2 separate regions of the Homo sapiens genome follow, and region 1 is linked to region 2. A link is a contact called in ENCODE Hi-C data. All regions are on one chromosome and are shown on one strand. Each heading gives the region's core, a stretch centred on a gene start or an enhancer-like site at or near the end of the contact. The rest is flanking DNA. Distances are from core to core; before and after follow the strand shown.

Region 1 (7,657 bases), core at 2,320-4,819, 2.0 Mb before region 2:
ATTTTCAGGATTCGTAAGGGTTTCCTTAATAAAGATACTCAAACTGTTTGGTGAGAAAAATGTCTGTTTTAAAGACATTTCAAGAAACTCAGAGAAATTGGTATTAAGCAGAAATTTGGACTTGAGTTTCCCATTCATCCATCAAACTAAGCAAAAATTACCTTGTAGTGAAATTTTATGATTAATACATCAAATGAGAAGGTACAGATACATCTTTAGTTCATTCAGATTTACCAAAATTAGTAAATCTGAATGAACTAAAGATATTCAAATGAGAAGGTAGAGATATATCTTTAGTTCATTCAAATTTACTAATTTTTAAAATACCCTTAAAAGAGTCTGACAGCTTTAAAGTAAAAAAATCTGCAAAAGGCAGAATTATGAAACCTCATTTCCTAAAGTTAAGACTCAATTCAAATTTTCAAACTGCTTCAAGGAAATCAACTTTTTAAGGTAACCCATCAACCCTGAAAATTTTAGTCACACCAGAATTTACTCCAAAGAAAGTAAAATAGGTCTAAAATTTAGTCATCTGTGTTTTCAAGTTCTTCAAATTTCCCATGTGAGACTGCTTCTTGGAAAAATTCAGAAGAACCTGGACTTTCTTTTCCATTGCTGTTTACCCTTCGCCTTTTGGCAGGTCTCTCACTTTTTTCATCAAAATCATTTTCATTTCTTGCAGTCATATGGGCAAGTTTTGGGTCAGTGGTAAGGTTATCTGTTTCATAACCATTAGTATCCATATCTGCATGAAGTGGTTTCTTATTTCCACCTGTTGGTCCATTAATGTGTAACCCTTCAACTTTTACTTCCTCTTTGTTTAATATTTCACCTGGTCCATTAGATGACACTCCTAAGTTGAAAGAAATATAAATGAAACCACAATTAGAAAAAAGTTAAATTTGCAAACTATTATAAAACAGCTTGTAGTTATTGTTATCAAGGAAGCAAGGTATCAAATACATAGTCTAAATTCTTGCTCTATTACTTATAAGCTATGTCGCCTTAGGCAAATTATTTACTCTTTCTGTATCTCCATTTCATTACATATATACAATGAAGATCATAATAGATATTCCTCACAGGGTTGTTGTGAAAATTAAATAAGTTAATAAATGTAAAGAACTAAGAACAGAATTTGGCATATGTTAAAAGCATATTAGGTATATGTGACAGCAAACAAGCACTGGATCCAGCAGTCTAACTAAGCTGAATTAATGGAAAATGCAGTAAATTACTCAGATTTAACAAAAGGTTTTCAACATTCTAAAACCACGTAAAAGCAAGATGAATGCTCTTTCTTTAAAAAGCTTGAGTAAACTGCCATATAAAAGCAAGATGTCATGACTTTTTTATTCTTAATGTAAATCTATGGGAACTGTACTTTAAAAGATCACACAAGGCTGGGTGCAGTGGCTCACGCCTGTATTCCCAGCACTTTGGGAGGCCAAGGCGGGTGTATCATGAGGTCAGGAGTTCAAGACCAGCCTGGCCAATAGGGTGAAAACTTGTCTCTACTAAAAATACAAAAATTAGCCAGGAGTGGTGGCGTGCACCGTCTCCCAGCTACTCGGAAGGCTGAGGCAGCAGAATCACTTGAACCCAGGAGGCGGAGGTTGCAGTGAGCCGAGATTGTGCCACTGCATTCCAGCCTGGGCGACAAAGCGAGACTCTGTCTCAAAAAGAAAAAAAAGATGATCACACACTATTTACCTAAGTAGACTTAAATAATCTGTCATAATGTTAAAAAACTAATGCCGCACTATCCAAGCATATACTTGAAAGTGCTAAATTATTTACTTAAGTAAATACAAATTACTTAAAAAGTAAATACAAATTCTATAGTAGGTGAGAAAAGTAAAAGCAAAATTATTCTAATAAAAGAAAACAAAAGTTCATTTTAGAGTTGACTGTAAAATGGAATGCAAATTTTGGTGATAAGAAGTAAAATATAGGGTGCATCACTGAATAATTACAATTTAATTGCTTGAAAAATATTCGGCATAAAGGATGAGCCTCAAATACTGTATTCTGATAGAAGAAAATATTCTATTTTGACCAACTCAATGCACTCAAATCATGAATGCACATGGGGATTATGCATCATAATATATTGAAGAGAACAATTCTGTAGGAACAAGTCCAAAAAGCTAGCTGACGACTGTGATTAGGTCAAAAATAACTGTAAGATTTCAAAGTACTAATTAAAGCCCCATATAAAAAAGTAATATAACATTGGGATGAAAAGTTCCTTCCTTCCTTTGAAAAAGCTGGCAGTTTTGACTGTACGTAATGTTGAGTGGCTTTTGAGCTACAAGTAATTTATAAGTAACTTATGAACACTTTCCTAGCCTAACAGCATGTTCTCATCAAATAGTTTCTTAAAAAGGAAAAGAAAATGATTTGGTGTTAATATGTTAAGAACAAACAGGAAAAACAATAGTAGTACCAACTGTCTGCCTCCCTTGAGCCTATACGGTTAGTCCCAAGGTCAGAGTCTCAGCATCTTATTCTACTTCAGAATGGACGTGACAAACATTAGACATCAAGTCAATAAACCTTCTTGGACCAGGACATAGTTACTGGGCCCTAAGTTTTGTTTGTTTGGTTTATTCCTAGAAGTAGTGAGGGAACAGAGAGGGGTCATGAAATGAACTAAGCATATACACTCCAGCAGGACCAATGTGAGACCAAAGGTCAGAAGAGGATCAAGGCTTTCACAGTGTTTCTCTTCCAGTTTCTGTCAGGAAGAAGTCAGCTCTTCACTGGTACTCTCCTATCACCAGTTTCCTCAGAGGAGCTGGGGGTGGCGCTTATTACTTTCTTCTTGGAACTCTTTTACTTAAAAAGACCATTTAATCAAAGAAGAAATCAAAATAATTCTCTGGCTCTTACTACTGATCAGCACAGTGATCTCTGGTCCACTGTATATTTTAAACGGAAACACTATCTGAACCTCAAACAATTGGTATGCCTTTTTCTTCTCTTTTTCTTGGAGAGAAAAACAAATATTTCTGTAGAATATTAATATACAGGTTGATACCGGCTTTATCTTTTCTCATTATTCAAGGTTATTATGCTATCAAAGAGAACTTAAATATTCAAAACAGTGCACTTGTTACCTTACATCAAGGTATTTTGCAATGATCTGTATATCTCATGTGAAACTGCAGGGTTTTGACCTAAGAGTTAACATAAATACTTGTATCTAGGCATCAACCCAACTAGACAAGACAGGAAAAGAGATGCTACTGAAAAAGAACAAATTTCTTACAAGAAATAGTCACTGTTGACAGTAGGCTTTATTAAAATTACTTTTTAGTGATGTCCAATCACTTTGTATTCTGTTAGTATATATGTATGCTGATGTTATGTTTGTCTCATGTGTTATCATTTTTTACTTTCTGCTCTGGAAGTTTAATAGAAACCCAAACGGAATTTCCCAAGTCACTGCAAGAAAGTGTCCCTTATTATGAAGAAAGAGAAATGTTTCTCTGGTTGCTTACCATTTTGATTAGCAGTGCTTACAGTGCCATCTTCTTTCTCAGACTGGCTGTTACTACTGTTTGATGCAGTTGGGGGAGGGGATGGTGCTCGACTAGATGCAGCACTTTCACTTTCGTCTAGAAGACGATCCATGTAATCCCTTAAAATTAATAAAACAATTTTTATATTAAAAAGAGCTGAAAATTAAAAATTAGTTGAGGTTAAATTCAGAAGGCTTTCTTAACAAATATATCCTAATATTCACTTAACATTCATTCCAGTGCTTCATCTATCATACCAGGATCTGAATATTTAAATGAAAAGCTCCTTTTGGTTACATGTTTATAGGAAAAATGCATAACGGCTTTAAAGTAACAAATTTTAGAGACCCATAGGAAATTTTAAAGCTTGTAAAGTTGTAGGCAGGTGCTCAGAGTGGCCCAACTAGAACTGGAAGATCTCTTAACTGAAGTGATAGGGGTGATGTCTAGTAAAAGTACAAAAGAATTTCTGTACAAACATAGATTGAATTTTAAAGCTCCTAAAGGCGATACCTAAAAGACAAATTTGAGCCTAACAAAAAGGACTGATTACCTCCTAAAACCTTCCTGGATATTTTTGGTATTATATTTCTGCCAGATCTGAGCTATAAGATGCTAACTAAATTCCTGGGATTATCTGCTGGTTTTATCCTGTCACTTTCTCATTGTATGTGAGCTCATTTCTTCTCTAAATCATTCCTGAACTACGTAACTGTGGTTAAGTGACATTGGTGAGCAGATCTGGGATAGAGATTTGTCTCTCTCAGGTTTAGTGTATCACCTACAAAATGTAGATAAATCATATGTCTAACACACATGGTTATTGTATTATATATGTACATAAAAATGTTTCATAATCCAAAAAGTGCTACTAAACCACTAGAATAAAAGTCAGCCAACTATAGCCTGTGGGCTGGCCATCTGTTTTTTGTAAATAAAGTATTATTGGAACCCAGCCACACACCTTTGTTTACATAGTGTCTATGACTGCTTTCCTGCAACAACTGCACAACTGAGTAGTGTGATTAAGTCCTTTCTTACTACAGAGCATAAAATATTTATTCTCTACCTGTTACAGAAAAAGTTTGCTGATACTAGATACTGCACTAGAATTCCCCAAGGTCAGGAATTTTTAGTCTACTTTGTTTATACCTGCACCACTGGTACCTAAGTTGTGCAAGGCACAGAACAGAAAGAAACTCAATAAAATTCTAATTGTGTTATTTATCTTAAAATTCCTTCAGCATAAGTATGATAGAAATATTAAGACAAATCTCTTAGAATTTTGTGAGCAGGGTAAATAAGAAGGAAACAGTGGAAGCTCTGAGGAATTTTCTGAAAGTCTGTGTTAATAGTCTATAATATGCTATTAATTGTAGTTATCTCAACCTATATGGTCATCACTGTCTCCTAGGTTATAGGGATTTAACAAATATAGGGATGTGATACCTGACTTCAAGAAACTTCTAATAGTCTGAGGTATAAAACTAATACATATCTCAGAAATGTATATGACCATGACCTATGCAATTTACATTCTATGCCTTATTTTCCTCATCTATAAATGAAGGGAATTCAATTAGATGGTCTTGAATACCTATAAATCTATATAGAATTAAATTAGATGGTCTTGAAGACTTCTTCAGCTTTATGCTACTCATCATAATTATAGAAAAATTACATAACAAATTTGAAGCACACAGAAATAAGTGTGGTGAGTCCCAAAGGGACTTCAGGTGCTAAGGCTAACAGAAGACACATGATGAGGAATTGTTGGAAATAAATACGTTATAGTGGGAATGGATAATATGAAGGAAGTTAAAAGCCAAAGCAAGGCCGGGTGTGGTGGCTCACGCCTGTCATCCCAGCACTTTGGGAGGCCGAGGCAGGTGGATCACCTGAGGTTGGGAGTTTGAGACCAGCCTGACCAACATGGAGAAACCCTGTCTCTACTAAAAATACAAAATTAGCCGGGTGTGGTGGCGCATGCCTGTAATCCCAGCTACTCGGGAGGCGGCGGCAGTAGAATCACTTCAACCCGGGCGGTGGAGGTTGCAGTGAGCCGAGATTGCGCCACTGTACTCCAGCAGCCTGGGCAACAGGTTGAGACTCCGTCTTTAAAAAAAAAAAAAAAGCCAAGGCAAAGGAAACAAGAGTTGATATCAAAATTATTTTTAATTTCTGGATATAGTCATAATTCTGTGAAAGGATAGTAATTATTATTATCATTGTTTCCTAAAGATTAATAGCATCCAGAATATTCAGGAAAGGGCAGAATCAGACAAACCATCCAGAAAGTTGAAGCAGCATTCAGGTAATCAAAGTTATGCTGAGTTAATGTTTAGTTTTTGGAAAAATTATTTGGAAAGCTGAGTATTCTACAATGAAATCTCCAATAAGGTTCCCAATTCTTCCAGGTAGTAAATAGGGACAATGTGTAGCAGAATCTTTCAAAGGCTGTTTGTAGGCAGAAAAGGGGAAAATGTGTTTCATCCTGGTGAACAAATGACTTTCAGGATAATGTGCTCTGAATTATGGATTTTGACCTAAAAAGAAGGATGAGAAAATTCACTCAAATTTCTCTCTAAACACATTAGCTTAATGTTTTATGAAGTCACTTAAAGTGCAGCTATTAACAGAAAGAGATGGTAATGGAAGCAAACCAGAAAAATTTATCCCCATCTGGAAAGAAATGTAGTTTGGTCACTGCTTCTTACAGAAGACATAACACAGCTAAAAGGGAAGAGTCTCAGTAAAAAAGTATGATTCTTTCAGTTAAATAAACTTTATAAAAAAAAAACAACCCAGTGGGGCTACAACTGAAGCCTACAAAACCATGGTATTCCTGCCTAAGGGAAAAAACACATTAGTTCACGTCATACCATTATACCAGGTGACCACTATTAAGATATTGTTTATTTTTAACTGTGGCCACTCTACCTAAAGAATATTTAACCTTAAGAGTCATTAAAGTTACAGATAAAAGTATCTTCAAAAAGTTTTCAGAAGCTATGGGGAGATCAATAGAGAAATTAGAACATTTGGTGGCACATCCCTACCTAACCTGTTGATCTTGACATCACAGAGGACCAACTAAGCCAGCCCACACTTTGGTGATGCTTTCTGAAAGAGAAAACTGGATGAACCATGGGTCTGACCCAGCATGGCCATTCTTATGTTGTTACTGCTGATGATTACAGACTGAATGTAGCTCACGTGTGAACATTATTTCTGAAATGGTTGAAAAAAATAAAAGATGTTACTATTGCTTTTCCCTATATAATACCTTGAAAATCATGACTATTTTAAGATATATCTGCAGACTAGATGCTGTATCTAATTCTATATTATTATGCTTGAATACTACCAATGGAAAAAAAATTAACTATAAATTTAACATTAAGCAATTAGATAAAATTTGCAATACTGCTATTTATGAAATTCCACTTTAGCAATCACCAGCTTTGAATAATGGGGGATGATGTACACACTCCATTGTCCCATGATTTCCAAGGGTGAATCATACCCATTTATTCTCTTTCAGATTGTTTTACTGTGGGCTTTAGAGCATTTGACCTTCTAAGGAAGTGACCAGCAGAGATACCTACCTATAAATGAACTTGATCAAGAAACAGTGCAGTTTAGGAGTCTGAAGAGCAAGATCAAATAAACATACAAGCACATCTTTTTTTTTTTTTTTTGGAGATGGAGTTTCGCTCTGTTGCCCAGGCTGGAGTGCAGTGGTTTGATCTCGGCTCACTGCAACCTCCGCCTCCTGGGTTCAAGCAATTCTTCTGCCTCAGTCTCCCGAGTAGCTGAGACTATAGGCGTGCACCACCACATCAGCTAATTTTTGTATTTTTAGTAGATATGGGGTTTCACCATGTTTGTCAGGCTGGTCTCAAACTCCTGACCTTGTGATCCACCCGCCTCAGCCTCCCAAAGTGCTGGGATTACAGGAGTGAGCCACCGCACCTGGCCCAAGCACATCTTTCGAAGGTAATTATTTGGTCAGCTTTAAGAACATCTTTACTGGAGTACATTGACAAAGTCAATTTTTTTTTATTTTTATTTTTTATTTTGCATTATTTTTTTATTCTGTAAACATTAGGGAATAATTAAGGATAGCA
Region 2 (7,742 bases), core at 1,839-4,338:
CAGTATCCTTCCCCAGTCCACTGCCTTAGATAGGCTGTCATCTCTCGCAGCTTGCAGTTTTACAATGACATGTAATTAATCTCCTTGCCCTCCAATTCATCTTCCACATTATCCCTAGACTAGTGGTTCTCAGTGGGGTGTGATTTTGCACCCCAGGGGACATTTGGCAACGTCTGAAGACATTTTTGGAAGTCACAGCTGGGAAAGGAGGAGGGTGGGGAGTTGCGGGGGGGTGTGATGGGGGAACAAGAGGACTTGCTACTAGCACCTAGTAGTCAGAGGTCAGAGATGCTGCTAAACATCCTACAATGCACAGGACACCCCCACTACAACAAGAATTTTCCAGCCCACAATGTCAATAGTGCTGAGGTTGAGAGCCCTTGCCCTAGGGTGATTCTTCTAAAACAAAAACCTTAAATCTCTCAAAAAAAAAAACCCACTATTTTATTTTAGGCAAAAGTTTTTGCATGGGATTCAACTTTTCTCATTCCCCAGTCACACAGCATATACTTATTTTTTTTTTTTAAGAGAAGGGGTCTCACTCTGTTGCCCAGGCTAAAGTGCAGTGGTGTGATCCTAGCTCACTGCAGCCTCAAACTCCTGGGCTCAAGTGATCCTCCAGCATCAGCCTCCCAAGTAGTCGGAAATACAGGCATGTGCCACCATGCCCAGCTAGTTTACCTTTTTTTTTTTTTTTTTTTTTTTGAGAGGGAGTCTCGCTCTGTCGCCCAGGCTGGAGTGCAGTGGCACAATCTCAGCTCACTGCAAACTCTGCCTCCCGGCTTCAAGCGATTCTTGTGCCTCAGTCTCCCAAGTAGCTGAGATTACAGGTTCCCGCCACCACGTCCAGCTAATTTTTGTATTTTTAGTAGAGATGGGGTTTCGCCATGTTGGCCAGGCTGGTCTCAAACTCCTGACCTCAAGTGATTGGCCCACCTCGGCCTCCCAAAGTGCTGGGATTACAGGCGTGAGCCACTGCACCTGGCCTTTGTTTGTTTGTTTGTTTTTATTTTAGAGACAGGGTCTTGCTGTGTTGCCCAAGTTGGTGTCAAACTCCTGGCCTCAAGCAGTCCTCCTGCCTCAGCCTCCCAAAGTGCTGAGATTACAGGCATGAGCCGCCACACCCAGCCAGCATATACTATTACTGCCTGAATATGCCGCTACCTCCTGACTCCTGCCTCCTGTCGGCTACTTGAAGCTTATTCTGACTTCCTCAGACTCGGCTGGGTGACTGTCTTCTGTGATCACCATTACAGGACCGGGAATCACTGAATTGTTACTTGCCTGTCTCTCTGACTGCATTGAGCATTCAGAGGTCAGGAACCTAGTCTATTTTTTTTTTCTCTGAATCTTCATCACCTAGCACAATGTCTGTTATAGACGAACAGATCTAAACTGAATCCAGGCCCTCTCCCCCTGATTCCACCCTGTGAACAGCCAGATTCGTTCGTGGGCACAATGGGTTCACTGCTGCCTTCCTGACTTTCCTTTTTCTTTACATCCTCACCTGAAATGCTGTTCTTTCACGTCTCTGTCTCCCTTCATGTCAGTCTCACCTGTTCTTTATGGTCCAGCTCAATAAAAACCCCTACCACTTCCTGAGCCCATGCCATGTGGGCTATATTATCATAGTTCACCTTCAGCAAAACCCCTTTAAGGAAGGCATTATCCCTATTTAACAGGTGAAGAAAATGATGCAAACAGCCCTGAGGTGTTGTTCAGAGTGTGGCAGATGAGACAAGACTTGCACACAAACACCCACAATGCAGGCAACCCGGGTTGCCTCCCTGTCTGCTCTGATCTCCGGTCTTCTTTGGTCCTCTTTTCTGTACTTCTGGAAGGCACTTTGGAGATCCTTTTGTCTGCTGCTCCACTGAGAATTGAGTCAACTAAGAATTGTTTAGGGCAACACAGGTGGTTACTGGTGGAGGCCAAACCTCAAATTCAGTAGTCTAATTCGGATGCTTGACTTTATTCCACACCCAGAATATCTTGCTCAGTTTCAGTTGCAGTAACTCAAGTGATCAGGAACTGTCCAGCAGGGTTAGTGAAGTCAGCACAGGTGGGGCAGCCTCTGTCCACAGCCCTGAAGCTGCAGAATTCTGACCGTGCACGGCCTCGGAGGATTTTCATCCAGGGATTGTCAGGGGGAAGTCGCTGGAGTGTTTTAAGCATGGGAGTGTGTGGAACAGATTTGAATTTTTAAAAGTTCATTGTAGAGAATTAATTGGGGGCTGGAGTGAATGGAGTGACGATTTAAGAGATGTTCGTGGTCCCTTCAGGTGAGAGATGGTGGCAGCTCGGACCGTGTTGCCGGAACATAGACAAGTGAACTGATTGGAGAGATACCTAAGGAAATAAAATTGTTAGGATTTGTCCGTGGACTGCCTACGAAGTATGAATCTTGGCTACAGTGTGACCTTGATTAAGACACTAAAGACTTAATTTGTTCCTCATGGATAAGATGATGCTACTACTTTGAGAGGTTATTAGTAAAAAATGAAAAGCGCTGTACATGCATTAGGTATCAGTGAATGTAGTTCTAATTCCTATTATGCATATGCTTTTTTTTTTTTCGTAAAGAGCTTTTAAAATACGGAATGGGTTGGATCTGCAGTAGCTTGTCCAAGCTGGGGGCTGTATTGTTAAATTCTTTTTAGTCTAGTGCTCCACTAGCTCCTCTCCTACTGAGCTGGGGTAAGAAGCGGAGCGTATACGGAGGAGGCGGGATGCATTTCTGCATCGAGCGCACAAAGGTGTGGCGGAGGGGGCTCCAGAGCTGGGAGGGGTCAATCTACGGGCGAATCCTGGCAATTTTACTCCCCGCGATAGATGACCTCGCGTCCTAGATGAGTTTCTAGATTCTAGAATCTAGAGGACGCGGTGAACAGAGACGAGTGGGGGCAGCTTCGCGAGCGAAGCCGGATGGGGGCGGGGCGGGTAGGCCGGAGGCGCAGAGTCTCCGCCGGGACCGCGACCCCGCCCCGCTTTCCGGGGCTGCCGCTGGTGACGTCGCGAGGGGGTGGGCCCGGCGGCCACGGGGGTGGGGCCGGCCGCGGGGCGGGGCGGGGCGGGACGGGAGGCGGTGCGTCGCTGAGCGCAGGCCGCGGCGGCCGCGGAGTATCCTGGAGCTGCAGACAGTGCGGGCCTGCGCCCAGTCCCGGCTGTCCTCGCCGCGACCCCTCCTCAGCCCTGGGCGCGCGCACGCTGGGGCCCCGCGGGGCTGGCCGCCTAGCGAGCCTGCCGGTCGACCCCAGCCAGCGCAGCGACGGGGCGCTGCCTGGCCCAGGCGCACACGGAAGTGGTGAGTGTCACCGGGGGAGGTGGAGGAGCCGGGGCGGCCGCGGTCGGCAGGCGAGGGGCGCGCAGCCCGGACTGGCCGGAGGCGCGGCCACCGCTCTTGGTCGGTCCTTAGGCTGCGCGGCCCGGGCTGCTCCTGAGCGCAGCTCAGGACCCCGCGGCTCGGGCGGGGAAGGCGGGGATTTCCAGCCCCGCGGAGCCGGCGGGCGGCGAGGAGGTCGCCGGGCGGGGGCCCCCGGCCGGGAGAAGAGCGGTTAAGCCAGGCCGCCCCCTCCCCCAGCGCGCACGGCAAGTTTTCATAAACAAGCCCGGAGCGCGCTGTCTGACATCCTGTTTATACCACCCCGAGATACAGGCGCGGGCTGGAGGGCTGACGTCCCTAGCTCCTTGTACCGCGAACTTGACCGCCAGCTCCCGGCCGGGGTGGCAGCGCAGAAAGGTTTTCTTCTTCGGCCCCAGGAAGGAGGCTGAGGGTCTTAGCTTTTTTCCTTCCTTGCGGTCTCAGCGAGGGAAAGTTTCTGGGATTTGGAGCTGGGTGTTGGGCGTCCGCGAACTCGGGAAACGCCCCCTCCCCTCTTAGGTTCTGTTAGGAACCAGGCCTCAGGTAGCCAGCGAGAAGTGGGAAAGGAGACCCTGGGCGAGAGGACCAGGGAAGGGGAACAGTGGGAGAGAACTACCCGGGGAATTGCGAATCCCACTGGAAAGGGACTGATTAACCGAAACTGGGGCTGGTCTCTGGCTCCCTCACTCCAACTCCATCCGCGCATCGTCGGCGACCGGGAGCATCGGAGGACTAATAGACACTCCTCCAAAGTCACTCCCCAGGGTCCCTGGGATGTGGGCTCCTTGGATGTGTGTTTACCACGGAACTTCTAGATAAAAGATGCGATGTTTGCCAGGTGTTTGTGCACACGTTTTTTGGAGGGTTTGCACTCCATGATTTCCTGTGTGTTCCTGGGGAAGGGGACCCCGTCCTTCCTGCCACTCTTCTTACTACGTGGCTGTGAGCTGCCTTCTGCCCCTGGTTGAGTACATCGCTATACATGTCATTGACACTTTTCCCCCCAAGTCATAGGGTTTTTCTCTCACTGGCAGGAATTTACAGTGGTATAAAATTGTCATTACTTCTTTCAGGGAGTAAAACATGGGTAGTTAAGTGATGAGAATAATGCAGAGAGAGATGTAAATCAGGGCGTGTTTGGTTTTGGCTATTTTTTTATTTTTTGAAGAAAAGATTTGAGTTAAATATGGGTATAGGCACAGTAGATTTTGTTTAAGATGAGCAATTCGTATTGATTGAATCTTTGTTCTTCCCTTTCCAAAACCCCATTATGTGTTGTTTCTTGATTTTGCTTTTGGTGACTCTGATGTTTTCCAAGACCAGGGGATTATTTTCATTGAAGGATCAATGTGTTCTTTTGTACTTTGTGGTGAAGATTAATGGAGACCACCAGGGTTCCAGACATTTCTGGTACAATATGCTTTGTAATGTGGAGAAAATGTCTCCCCTGTATAGATCCAGATCACATTTAAAGATGTGAAGACATCATACTGGAATGACTTTGGACATTATAAATAGGAATAATCATAACCTCTTCTTAATTCTGTATATCATATTAACTAAGTGCTTTGACTGAGTCTTAGTTTCTGCAAATAGATACAAAACTATGTTTTTTTACTGCTAGGATTGCAGTGTGATACTCCACACTGAATACAGCCAGTTTAAATGGTTTCCTCCATTTCATACTATACTAATTATTTACTACCATTGGGAAATGATTGTAGAGAATGCATAAATTAGATATAGGTAAAATAATTCAAACATTTCCTAAAATATAACTACATTTCAGTTGTTGTAATTTAGGATCTTAACATGAGCTTGGCTAAAGCCATATACTTCCGACTGAAACAAGCATTGAGAACGTGTAGGTTGATACTCATTTGTGTAGAGAGAACAAGAGAACACTAAGGTATAACTGCATAGCAAAGACCATGATCTGTGTTTTCTAATTCTCAGATTCCTCTGGTGTTTTTTTCCCCTCAAAGACACATCCCATTTTGTATGTCCTTATGTCCTGATAAGATAATAGCATGCTGTTAGAAGATTTATTGTCTGAGATGTGAATATTCATACAAATAAATTTTTCTTGTTCATTTTCACATTTAAAACCATTATTTTAAGTGGATGGGGAATTGGCTTATTAATGGAATCTCGCTGAAGAAGGAACATTGGATGTTCTGTGATTATTGTGGCTCAGTGGTATATGGAACCTTGTCATTGAACAGGAGTGTTGGAAGGAACTTTCAGATTTTTTTAGACTAGTAAGGGTATGATTTTGCACCCAATGAGATATTTGCAGTTTCTGGAGACATTTTTGGTTGTTACAACTTGGGGGAAGGGAGCGGTGCTACTGGTAGGCATCTAGTGGTTAGAGGCTAGGGATGCTACTAAACATCCTATAACGCACAAGACAGCCCCCCATCCCAAACAAAGAATTATCCATCTCAGTAGTGCCCAGGTTAAGAAGTCCTGCTTTGGAATACTGAGTAAGGAGCAAGAAGATCTGGGCTCTTGTGGCAAATTTTTTCACTTCAGGGCACCTCTTTTCTTCATTTGCAAAATGGAGATAAAAATATTCTCCCTGGTCATCTCGCAGAGTTTTGGGGGGAAGTCAGGTAAATAATGCATGGAAACTGTGACGTGCTATGCAAATCATAACTAATATGAAGAGTATTTTTCATAAGTGAATCATTAGATTTACCGGTAGTTGAGGGAACCAGGGTTAAGGCAATATGTTGAGTAAAAAGCCGCCTGTGGATGGTTTGATATTATCGAATTCTTTGTTATTCATTTTTTGGGGTAAAGGTTTTTTTAGTATACTTAGTTTTCTTATTGTCAGAACATGTACTTTTTAGCTCTATAATTTCTTTAAGCAAAGGTTATTTTTCCCATCATAACAATAAGGAGAATTCACTATAGAAAAATTAGAAAATATAGGAAAGTAGAAAATAGAGGGAACAAGTCATTCATGCTCTACTCGCTTGTCCATTTAAGCACACTCACATCCTTGCCAATTTCTTTTCTATAAGAGCAGTTAGGATTCAGAGAATGATGAGAGAGAGTAGCTGGTGACCAAGGAAGGTGTTCCTTGTTTCTGTGCCCTTCATTTCTTTCTTTTTTAATAATTACGATGTAAAGGTAAATTACATTATAGTAGGCATCAGAGACATCGGTTCATTGTTTTTATTATTATTTTTATTTTTCGAGATGGTGTCTCACTCTGTCGCCCAGTCTGGAATGCAGTGGCACAGTCTAGGCTCACTGCAACCTCTGCCTCCCAGGTTCAAGTGATTCTCGTGCCTCAGCCTCCCGAGTAGCTGGGATTACAGGCACGTTCCACCATGCCTGGGTAATTTTTGTGTTGTTTTTTAGTAGAGATGGGATTTCACCATGTTGGCCAGGCTGGTCTAGAACTTCTGATCTCAAGTGATCCGCCTGCCTTGGCCTCCCACAGTGCTGGGATTACAGGCGTGAGCCACCGCGCCTGGCCTGGTTCATTGTTTTTATACTTTCCTTGCTGCCTCCAAGCCATGTTCTCATTCAGCTTGTTTCCTCTCTGCTTCTTACTCTCCCCCGTGCTCAGCTAGGTGTGCCACTGTTGCTTCCTGTCTCAGAAACCCTCTGGTTACATGGGATTTCAAACAGCTGTCATGTTGAAATGACTGGGTTTCAGGGACCGGAAACTAATTCCTGTGAGTATTCTTTCCTCTGAGGTGCACCAGCCTTCTTGGCAGTTTAAGGCGACAGGAAAGCATAAAACATTAAGCTCATTTCCGTGATACCTCCACTTCTGAGGGTTTATGATCCATGATTCTTTGTAGTTGGCAGTGGGCACACATTCTTCCTTGGTGCTCTGCGGATAAACTGCCCAGTCCCGAGGCAAGACCTGCTTTAGAAGCAAAAGGATAATTTCTTTTAAGTCTACTCTGGCCAGAAGATAGAGCTGGCGTTTGTTGGGATATTTTTAATCTGCAGTAACTGAATTTATTTAACAGTACTATTCACACTAGCATTTTATACATTCTTTTATTCATTTAGCAAATACTTGTTGAGCTCTTGCAGTGAATCTCAGAGAGTGAATAGACAGACAACAAAACAGGTACAAATCTGTCCTCGTGTGGAATTTACAGTCTAGTGGAAGACCCTGAGGGCATGTTCAGTTTTACAGTTGCAGACTATATGCATGTAAAAGAGTAAATCTTTGTGATTGTAGAATGTTTCCTAGAACCCTTCATGGCACTCCTTTGAAGTTTGAGGACTAGGAAGTAGCTTCCCCTTGTTATCTTTCTTTTTTTAATGTTACAGATTAATTCATTCTTTGTATGCACAGACATCTCTTTGGTACCTATTAAGTGCCTGGCAGAAGGATAAGACATAGTTT

What was found. A loop is a pair of places that touch in the nucleus more often than their neighbours do. Pooled maps may share reads with other maps.
Region 1: a map with no recorded cell type shows a loop between it and region 2 (7-fold over the local background). The contact joins the enhancer-like site here to the promoter of JAK1 in region 2. A Hi-C loop is called at or near these places in 3 of 37 single-sample maps with no recorded cell type and 2 of 50 pooled maps.

Annotation. Positions count from the first base shown.
Region 1 is chr1:66,977,768-66,985,424 of GRCh38, reverse strand. It overlaps MIER1 (MIER1 transcriptional regulator), which reads right to left. Exons shown (of 14, transcript NM_001077700.3): 13 at 3,507-3,646; 14 at 1-853. The coding sequence ends at 525. It also overlaps a transcript of SLC35D1 not described here. Among named protein-coding and RNA genes, the nearest start is that of MIER1, 57 kb to the right of the region's middle. RefSeq lists silencers at 652-852, 840-889. Within about 2 kb of position 3,569, at least 9 of the 41 ENCODE cell types and tissues checked have a DNase peak (open chromatin) inside an H3K27ac peak, as active enhancers do.
Region 2 is chr1:64,961,895-64,969,636 of GRCh38, reverse strand. It overlaps JAK1 (Janus kinase 1), which reads left to right and starts at 3,088. Exons shown (of 25, transcript NM_002227.4): 1 at 3,088-3,304. RefSeq lists a silencer at 2,864-3,743 and an enhancer at 7,090-7,189.